Regions from separate parts of the Homo sapiens genome. Here region 2 is linked to region 1. Evidence: chromatin loops called from intact Hi-C (ENCODE). Cell type or tissue: endothelial cell of umbilical vein. All regions are shown on one strand. Each heading gives the region's core, and the rest is flanking DNA. Links, peaks and the distances in the headings are about the cores only.

Region 1 (5,384 bases), core at 60-5,059:
CACTTGAGAGGGTTTCTGGAGAAGCAATGTCCTCCTGGGAGAGTCAGATGTCTGTTAGACCAAGAAGGCCAAGGGAGAGTACAAGATTGAAGATGTATGGGATTTGCTGATGACTGGCTCTGATTTCCAGGGGGATATAGCGGAAGCGTTTCCTCAGACATCTCCCCAGGTAGATGGCATCAGAAAAGTGAATATAGCAAGCCAAATGGGGATAAGAGCCCAGAGGACAAGGAAGCTCCACACTCTTTTTGGTGTCTGACTTAAGTAGATGTAAACGGCATATGAGGTAACCCTGATGGTCTCCAGGCAGGAGGGGTGTAGGCTGTGAGTGCTGGAGGGACAGGGAGGAGAGAGAGTGAGGGTCCTGTCAGGGGCACAGAACTCAAAAGAGGGGTGGTCTTTTCTGGATCAACCCAAACTCTGAGGCACTCTTCTTACTTATATGGCACAAGGTGCTCTGAGGCTTTCTCCTGACTCGATTGGTGGATGTTTCTGGTGAAACTGGGCTGCAGTTAGTTGTTTAAAACCATCTGTTGACATTTATTCCAGACCTGCTTTGGCTCCCCTTATGAACCAGGATGTTGGAAAGTAGCCTGGCAGGCTCACTCCTAAATTTGGCCTTTAAAATGGTGAATAACTCAGTTTGGTTGAAGATAATCACAGGATTACTAATAGATCATTCGTGGCAGGATGTAAGTCAGTCAGGATATCCTTGATTCTGGGATGTCTGGCAAAGCGCTGGGAGTAAGAGCTCATTGAATCCTAGTGTGCTCTTTGGGCCAGGTCTGCTAGTGGTGTATACTATACACCTTTCTAAAAGTGTATTGGGCATCATACTTTTTGGACTATTCAGATTATTTTTAATATATTATAAATCTTGCTGCTTTGTAGCTCTTCACTCAATGACTCAATGTCATCATCTGTCACTGCAAGAGTAGATACCACCATAGCAAAATGTCCATTACTCAGAATTCAGCTTCACCCCTGAATTCTTCCATGAATTTCTAGTAAAACAACGGTTTTGAGATCAGACATTTTTGACAGAAAAGATTGATTTTTTTCCTTTTTTATTTTTTTTTTGAGATGGTGTTATTGCTCTGTTGCCAATGCTGGTCTCAAAGTCCCATATTCAAGCAGTCTTCCTGCCTCAGCCTACCAAGTAGCGACAGGGATGCACCATTTTGCCCGGCCAGGATTGATTTTTTAAGTCTTAAGCTATCTTTACATACCAAAAGCATTGCTTGAATTTCTATTTATTTATTTTTGAATTTTTCAACAAGCTCATTTAAATGTAGCTAGTGATTTTTAGTTTTTGTTTTGTTCTGTTTTGTTTTGTTTTGTTTTTTTTTGTTTTGTTTTGAGACAGGATCTAGCTCTGTCACCCAGGCTGGAGTGCAGTGATGCAATCACAGCTCCCTGCAGGCTTGACCTCCTGGGCTCAAGAGATCCTCCTATCTCAGCCTCCCGAGTAGTTGGGACTACAGGCATGTGCTACCACGCACAGCTAATTTTTATTTTTTGTGGAGACAGGGTCTCACTATGTTGCCCTGGCTGGTCTGGAACTCCTGGGCTCAAGCAATCCTCCTGCCTTGGCTTCCCAAAGTGGTGGGATTACAGGCATGAGTCACTGCACTGGCCTGGACTTTTTGATTACAATCTATGGTAACAAATATATTTTTTGTTATCACTCAACACACACACACACACACACACACACACACACACACACACACACATACACACATTCATGTAAAATTGTAATAAAAATTTCAGATGCCCTCTGATTGACACTTTTTATTGTGTTTTAGATTTTATTTCTAAAAATCTGGTCTTGGCCTGCTAAATTGATTTTATGACACATTAGTAAAGTATAATTTTAAAAATTACTATAAACCATAATACAAGGAATGCTCAGGGTACATAGGAAAAGGCTCTGACTCATGAGAAATAACTAGAGAAATCCCACCTCTTCTGGCATTGTTAATCTTAGAAGGAGGAGAGAGAGCATGGTAGGGTAAGACAGACGAACACCAGCGTCCTCATTTTCCCCTCTTTTTAGGGTATAACTTTGAGGTGTGTGTGTATATGTGTTTGTGTGAGGGATGTGTGTGTGTGTGTGTTTATGTGTGTGCACCATGGAAGTCTTCAGAGAGGCATAAGACAACTGAAGGCATTAGAAATACTGGCCTGGGTCCAGGGCTTAGGGACGCAGCAAGCCTCTAGAAGAAGTTGTGCATTCTGGTTAGCACTGAGCCTAAGCTGAGGCAGAAGCTGTACAGTGCAGCAGTGGCTGACAAGTGGTCTAGATAGATAGTGTAAGATAGTACTGCTGATTGCCCTGGTCTGTGCAGGACGCACAGGGAATTCGAAAGTTTCTGCTTGGTTTGGTGATGGGGCTCAGATGTGCCAAGGAGATTAGTGGACTAGCCGAGCTGGGCTTGAGATAAAGAAAAGATCACATAGAGGCCAGGTGCAGTGGCACACACCTGTAACCCCAGCACTTTGGGAGGCAGAGGCAAGTGGATCACTTGAGGCTAGGAGTTCAAGACTAGCCTGGCCAACATGGCAAAACCCTGTCTCTACTAAAAATACAAACATTAGCCAGGCATGGTGGCACATGCCTATAATCCCAGCTACTCGGGTGGCTGAGGCAGGAGTACCACTTGAACCCGGGAGGCAGAGGCTGCAGTGAGCTGAGACTGCGCCACTGCACTCCAGTCTGGGAGACAGAGCAAGATGCTGTCTCAAAAAAAAAAAAAAAAAAGAAGGAAATAAAGATCACATAGGAGTTTTGCAACCCAGCCAAATGACTAGTACTAAGAATTTCAAAAGCAGTAGATACAGTATGATAACCGTAAAAGATATGATGGAATCAGCAACACCTCATCGTGTCCCAGTCTAGAGGCCAAATGAGAGTACAATATAAGGAACTTTCTGGAGAAATGTGAGGACCCTGCTCTTCAACTGCGGCAAGTCCAGGTAAGCTCCTCCTCACTGACCCAAATGCCATTTCTAGGTGGATCAGAGGAAGGGAGAGAAAGTCAAAAGAGCATTGACCCCAAAGACACCAACATACACAAAAGAGACTGTTAAACATGAAGAGAAAGAGATACCATGAATTGAAAAATTTGTCTTCTCTCTCCTGTAAGTTTTGAGGATAATTGGAGCAATTAAAGAAAATATGAAATAGTAGTTTGTTAAATTGCACCCTCGTTACAGGAGTACTAATTTCAAGATATTTTGTCTTAGTGACCTGGACAAGCATAATCATGCTTATCTCCACCTACCAACTGGGAAGTTTAGACAGCTTACCAATCACCCCAACTCAGAAGGTATGTGCCGTTGGCCTGATATCACCGATAAGAGTGCACAAACAAAAACATAAGGTAATGTGCCCAAGGCCCTGTAGCTGGTAATTGCTTATCTGCCTTCAGGCCTATGTGATTTCCTCTCCACCTTGCAGTCTTCTTCGGTGATCTAATTAGGCTATTGTCCCAGGCAACATGACAATTGGCAGTCACTGATTCCTTTGCTTTGTCCTAGGTCATACATAGGACAAAACAGAAAACAGGCAGATGATAATTTGATGAATACACTCAAAACCAGACTCTAGAGAGCCTTTAGATGCTCTTAATACTCACTTATGTTTAGTGCTTTATAGTTCACAAACCTTGTCACATTTCTTAGTTGACCTTTATGAAAATCTTGAAGCAGATGTTCCTATTATTCTCTCTCCACAGAAGAAGCAGCCAGGTCTTAGGAGGCCCAGGTAAGTTTCTGAAAGGCACAGTGAAGGAGTGGAACAGAAACCCTCAGCCAGATCATTTTACTCCTAGAGAAACGCACATCCACAGACTCTGCTGCCCTATTTAGGTCAAGGACAGGAAGATACTGGCAAAATGTTCTGTTATGTTACTATCTTCTTCTCTGCAAGTGGGCTACAGGCCCCTTGGCTCTCCCTCACATTCCCCTTCTTGTCCTCTGACTGGTGCTTATCTTAGTGTGTCTGGCTGTGATGTTCAGGACAAGTGGAGTCTGAATTTTTGACAGGTGATAAATGGCTATGGTTTCATTTCCCTCCCTCCAGTCTGAGGGTTGGCAAGCACTGCAGCTGGGAAGCAGCTGCCCAGAGCTGGGGTGTGGTGGGAGAGGGGCCTCCGGAGGATGCCTGGCTACAGGCTGATGCGGTTACACAGGCTCCTGCCTCCACAGCCTTTGAAAGAAGGTCTTGCGTGAACTCAGACCTGTCTTACCATCTGGTTAGGTATATTTTCCTCTCTGGTTTTGAGGAGTCAAGAGGTAGTTAAGGGATAAAGGACAAATGTTTCCCTGGTGACTAGAGACCTATCTTGGAGGCCTGAATAAACTGGCTTCCACATAAATGAAAAAACAAAAAGCTCTAAATGAATTGTAAACAGAAGAACTGATGTGTCTCTTATCAGTCTGCTGCCTGTAGACTTTGGCTGAGAGATAATCACCATGGTTAGTGAGGATCCTGGAAGCCAGTTATCATTCATTCCTAACTGTGTTCTCCCGCCATTGTTTTGGCATAATAAAACCCTAAAGAATATAAAATCCCCAGTGCTCTGCAGCATCGTGGCTTCTCTTTATGAACCATAACCTCCTCATCCTTTTCCCAGTTCTCCCCATCTGCTTGCAACCCCACGCCTACCAAGTGCAAGGGACAAGGAGGGGGCTGAGCAGGTGGCATTCTGGACCTCACACCTTCACTTCCATCAGAAGAGCTCTGCTCTCATCTGCTTTATGAAATGACCTACTGGGCACCATTTACTCCTAAGGTTTCCTCTGTGGCAAGGTGAAAACTGCCTGCTGTCAGATGTTCACCATCTTTAGCTACAACAGAAAGGGTTGGGGAAGAGAGTGAGGTGGGTGGATTCAGGCTTCCTGCTCTCCACTTACTGTATAAGTAGGCACAAATAATTGTTGGTGCTTACCATATGTTTTTCCCTCCAACTGTGACACAAGAAGGAAGGTGAGGAAGCCCTGGCACATCCTGTGTGTTCCAGTGTCTGAAACGTAACTAGCTGCCTTTTCTTGATCAGCCTAGTGTCTCATGTCCTCTTGCCTCAGCCTCCTGAGTAGATGGGACTACAGGCTTGCACCACTACACCTGGCTAGCATTTTATTATTTGCAGACACAGAGTCTAGCGATGTTGCCCAGGCTGGTCTTGAACTCCCGGTCTCAAGTGATCCTTTTGCCTCTGCCCCACAAAATGGTGGTATTATAGGCATGAGCCACCATGCCTGGCCCCTTGCTAGATCTTGATGGGCAAATTCTAGGAAGTTTCCTGCCTGAATTCTTGTTAGGAGGAGATAAACAGGAATGTGAACACTTAAGGAAAGCCCAGAGAAAATAGTAAAAT
Region 2 (5,384 bases), core at 200-5,199, 97 kb before region 1:
CAAATTGTACTTGTTGACCATTCCAACTGCATATACTCAAACTTATATCGAAACAACATGGAAAACACTGAAAATTTTGTAATGTCTTGGCATTCATCTGACTCCAACACACAGATTGCTTCAAGAAATAGCCCTGAAGTGAGGCGAATTTTTAAAATGTTTTCTTGCTTAACTTGTCATCATTATAATAGTTTACTGACCTGTTGTGTGTGTACATTAAAGCACATGATAAAAAGGAACTTATTTATTGATACCATCATTCAGTAATTAAAAATAATTGTTTTGCCTAGCTTTATTATAATAAAAGAAACAAAATTGATATATAGATTTTTGTAATCTTAAGTGTGCTTTGGTAAGTGTTGAGTAATTGTTAATTAAAAAGAATAATTCTGTACTGAAAATTTTTATTATCTATTTAACAATATGTATGTAATGGGATAATTTATAAAAATATTTTTTTCTTTCTGGTTCACAATTTTAAAAACCCTAGGTATTGTTTATGAGAAGTGAATGAATGAACATTTATTGATTATCTACTCTGAGCTCAATATTATGCTAAACTCTTTTACATCTCTTTTTAATTATTATTAATATAATCGCTTTTTGAAATAGATGGTTTAATTGAAACTCATAGAGGTTAAGTGTCTTAAGCTATTAAAGGACAATATTGTGAGTCATGTTTTTTATCTGTTTCTTTCAAGATCTATGATCTTTCATTGACATCATGATGTCTCTGTAATCTAAGCAGTAGTAACAAAACTGATGTCTCTGTGTCCACTTATTAGTTCATATTCAGCTTTACAACAATCCTGTGAGGTACATATTCTCACTAGTAGATTCACTTCTAAAAGTGAAGTGAAGTTCACAAATATCAAAGGAAGAAACATCCAAAATATCCCATTTGTAAATATCCTGGTTTTTCAGTCCCAAATTGTAAATAACTTGTGGTATGTCTATAAAATGGAATATTGTTAGCCCAAAAAATTATGGTCTTAAAGTATTCTGACAATGTGATAAAATGTTTATGCGTTAATAATAAATGAAAAAAGCAAAATGGAAAATGAATGTTCAATGTCTGTCTAAATTCATTTACCTAATTTTTTATTAGGTGCCTACTATATTCGAGGCACTGGGGAAAGAGCATTCTAGGCATGGGGAAAAACATTCTAGGCACAGGGAATGTCTAGGCAGGGAAGGTCAAGTGCAAAAACCCTGAGGTAGGTGTGTGCTCAGTGGGAGGAACTGTAGGGAGGATGGTATGTCTGGAGGGACATGCCCCAGGGAGAGAGTACTAGAGGAGGACAGAAAGGAGGTTCAGGGAGCCAGATAATGCGGGGACATCTGGGCCATTGTAAGGAATTTGGCCGTAAATCAGAATGAGATGAGAAGCCTTTGGAGCTTTAGGGGTAGAAGAATGACTCTGATTAATAAATCTTAAGAAACACTTTGGCTATTGTGTTGAGAATAGACTATGTAGGGGAAAGGGGGTAAACAGAAAGACCAGGTTGTTGCAAAATTTCAGATTAGAGACGATGGTGGCTTGGATTAGTGTGGTAGTGGTGGAGGCTGAGAAGTGCTCAGATTCTGGATATTTTTGAAGGTGTAGCTGAGAGGTATAGTTGATGAATTAGATGTAGGTTGTGAGATAAAGAATTGAAGATGACTCCAAGGTTTTTGGCCTGAGCAGTTAGAAGGTAGGAGTTGTCATTTACCAAGAAGGGGAAAGCTGCAGAAGGAGTAGGTTTGGGGAAGGAAGGAGAAGAGGAACTTGGTTTCAGAAATGGTATTGTGTCAAGAATTTAGAAGAAAGGTGGGGCAAGTAATACAAATTTGAAGCTGTTAGTATACAGATGGTATGTAAAACCATGAGATTGGAAGAGAGCAACAAAGGAGTTAGTGAAGATGATCTTTTCTTTTAAAGATGATCTTCTCAACACTGCATATTTAGAAGTCAGGGAAATGGGGAACCAGTTAAGGAGACTGAGAAGGAACAGTTGGAGGAGGAAAACCAGGAGGGTGTGATACCCTGATTACTTAATGAAAAAAGCATTTCCGTAAGAAGGTAACCAGTAGTGCCTAAATAAATGACTGGGAATTGGCCACTTGATTTAGCAATGTGGAGGTTATGGTGACCTTGACAGCAATTTCCTCAGAGGGTGAGTGGAGGCGAAAGCCTCATTGGAGTGGATGCAAGAGAGAATGGGAGAAGCTGAATTGAGACCACGAGTGTGGTAATCTTTTGGGGAATTTTGCTGTGAAGGGGAGCAGAAATATGGTGTGGTAGATGGAGGGGGAGAGGGTTCCCATTTTTAAGATGGGAGAAATAATCGAATGTATGCTAAGGGAAATGAGCCGAGAGAGTGAGAAAGTGACGGAACAAGAAAGAAATAGAATTGGTAGTGGGATATCTTAGGCAAGAGGAAATGGGATCTAATGAAAAAACAAGAGCATGAACAGTTTGACCATAGTCAAACTGGGTTAGGCACATCATATAGGCACAGATGAAGGTAAGAAGGTGGTATGGTAGTGAGAACTTGTGTGCTGTTTCTCAGAACGCTTCCCTTTTCCCAGCAAAATAAGATGGAAGGTCATCAGCTGAGAGTGAGAAAGGGAGAGAACAGAAATGCTCCTCTAGCAGAGAAGGAAAGTAAATGCACTAGGGGCATATGGTTTGATTGCAGGGCAGCTTTTCTAACTTTGTAAGGCCATTTGATGTAACTGTTATGTAAGTTAGTAAGGCCATTTGATGTGGCTGTATGTTTCTCTAGCTACATTCAGTTTCTTGGGTATGGCTGTGGAGTTGGTGAATTGCACTTTTGCCAAGTGAGAACAAAAAGGTGAGAGAGGCCTGGGTAGTGAGAATTGCATGCAAGGGAGTGATTACAGCCCCTTTTTGCAGCCCCTATTACCGCCTCCCCTGACTACTAGAAGAGTAAACCAGTTGGTCTTCCTAGCTTCCTGCAGTTTCCCCCTCCGGTACAGCTCCCATGGGTTGTCACATAAATCACCTCTCCTCCAGTTGAATCACTGTTCTTTTCAGAAACTGCGACTCTTTATTGTTTGCTTTATTAAGAACAAAATCCTGTAGCATTTAAGGCCTTTCAATCTATGGCCCTAACTGCCTTTCCATTTTGCTTATCTATTCACCACATATGCCCATTCCTTTCCTGTCTATGTGTTAATCCACATTGTTCCCTTTGCCTGGAATCTCTCTCTCCCATGGGCCTTACCTCTTTTATCAATCCCATTCCATTTTTTAACCCCTACCTCTAACACTGCCTCCTCCAGGAGCTGTTTTTTTTCTTCTGCTTCTGCTGCTCCTGCTGCTGCGTCTTCTGCTGCTGCTTCTGCAGCTTCCTCTGCTGCTTCTGCCTCTGCCTCCTCCAGGAGCTGTCATCCTTCTCCTTCTTCTCGCTTCCTCTTCCTCTTCTTTCTTTCTCTTCCTCCCCCTCCTTCCTCCATCCCTCCTCCTTCTCCTTCTTCTTCTTCCTCTTTTTTATTTTGTTGGTTTTTTTTTTGAGACAGAGTCTTGCTCTGTCACCCAGGCTGGAGTGCAGTGTTGTGATCATAGCCCACTGCAGACTTGGCCTCAAACTCCCGGGCTCAGGTGAACCTCCTGCCTCAGGCTCTTGAGTAGCTGAGACTAAAGGCTTGTGCCACCATGCCTGGATATTTTTTTTAAAAAAAAGAAATGGGGTCTTGCTATGTTGCCCAGGCTGGTCTTGAACTTCTGGCCTCAAGTGATCTTTCCTTCCACCTGTACCTCACAAAGTGTTGGGATTACAGGTGGGAGCCACTGCACCCAGCCCATTTTTAAATCTCCTGGACAGTGTGTGATTGGTCAAATCTTTTTTTGTACTTTTATGGCACATGTCTTATTCTAGCCTTGTGTTATATATAATCTTTTATACTCCTCTCTTATTCTACATTTAAAGCAGGAATCCTGTCTTGTAAACATCCATACTCCTCCATAGCACATGTGACATTGTTTTTCCTAGAGTATTATTTTCACAAATCTGATGAATCTCTATCTTTCCCCCTCCTTCTCTCCCATTTTTCTACACACTGAGGTAAGGAAGGTGTGTGTATATGGAGGAGGGGAAGGTTAAGGAAACTTGGATCCTAGCTGTCTCACATCCTTTGGAGAGCATGATAGAATGTCAGATAAAGACAGACCTACCTGTTTTAATTTTCTTATTTTGGGGTCTGGAAGCTGTGGCTAGAAGTTTGTGCTTTTCCTTCTCCCAACATATCTACAGAGAAAGGATTAAGGGAGGGAATGCTGCATTTCTTGTTTTTTCTTTGTTTTGTGTATGGGCGAGGGCTGGGATGGAGAATGAACACAAGAGGAATGTCTCCTTACAGGCTACTTCTGTGGTAATTGTGTACCACCTGTATTTATTATTGGAGTGTTAAAGTAAACTTTTTATGATTTCGGTTTTTCATTTGCAAGTGGAAGCCAGTTAACTGTGTATATTTGTAAATCCTTACTTTCTATGGCATACATGTTAGTTCAGGTTGCCCTGTGGTGCTGCGGCTGGAGAGAAGCAGCAGCTGTGTCTCTGTCAAGCCCATGATGCTGTCTTTCCTGCTGCTCATATGGTGCAGATTGACCACACAGGTTAGGAGAAACAGATTTGTTAAAGGCAGATTTTCTTAGAAGCTTTCTCTGAGCAGCCCTGCAATTTGGTTGTACGGTATGTATGGGCAGAAAGGTGCGATACTTTTTCTCACCCATCATAAGGGTCATGGTCAATGCCCCTATAATAAAATACAGTTTAACAAGAGAAAAGCATAACAAGTGTATTTAAGCACAGTTTTATGTGATATGGGAGTCTTCAGAAATGAAGACCCAAAAAACTCAGGGGAAACTCTTCATTTTTAGGCTTACGTTTGATGAAGAATGGACAGTCCTGTAGAAAAGTGATGGAACAAAAAGGGAAAGATCCTAGTGGTAATAGTCTGAATGGGGAAACTCAGCAAGGTCTATCTGTTCTGATTCTTCTTGGTCTCTGTGTGGCATTCTTTCCTCCTGGATGTAGTGTCAGACCCCTTTTGGAATGACGGTCTTAAGATCAACTATGGGACAAGGTAGGTCAGATAATTTCTTTGTAACCAGCTCCTATACAGAAAGGAAGGGGAAGGTTAGATTTAGTATTTTTAGGCTTCATGGCTGGCTTTCAGGAAGAAGGGTCCTAGTTTCTATGACCTGCCTTGGGGGAGAAAGAGGAGTAGGAGAGAGAAAGACAGAAGAGGGAAAGAGACTTTGCTTCTGAGACTCTTCCAGTGTTCTTCAGTTCAAAGTACTCCCAAGGAACAATACTTTGATAACAGTAAGTATCACTCTATGATAGTTGACATAGTATCAATACTTTGGGGTATTG

Evidence for each region. A loop is a pair of places that touch in the nucleus more often than their neighbours do. Peaks named below come from ENCODE experiments on the same cell type or tissue, not always from the same donor. Only the 100,000 strongest peaks of a DNase experiment are listed, where the experiment ranks them.
Region 2: it touches region 1 in a loop (8-fold over the local background); 1 of 110 quality-filtered maps calls a loop at or near these places.

Annotation. Positions count from the first base shown.
Region 1 is chr11:82,789,982-82,795,365 of GRCh38, reverse strand. LINC02734 (long intergenic non-protein coding RNA 2734) reads right to left here. Exons shown (of 3, transcript NR_183631.1): 2 at 3,671-3,777. Among named protein-coding and RNA genes, the nearest start is that of LINC02734, 11 kb to the right of the region's middle. In endothelial cell of umbilical vein, for the core only: no CTCF peak of the experiment used is centred there; DNase peaks (open chromatin) are centred at 635, 1,955 and 4,095; H3K27ac peaks cover 2,276 bases.
Region 2 is chr11:82,887,498-82,892,881 of GRCh38, reverse strand. All of the region lies in intron 1 of PRCP (prolylcarboxypeptidase), which reads left to right. Among named protein-coding and RNA genes, the nearest start is that of PRCP, 10 kb to the left of the region's middle. In endothelial cell of umbilical vein, for the core only: no CTCF peak of the experiment used is centred there; a DNase peak (open chromatin) is centred at 3,101; H3K27ac peaks cover 1,830 bases.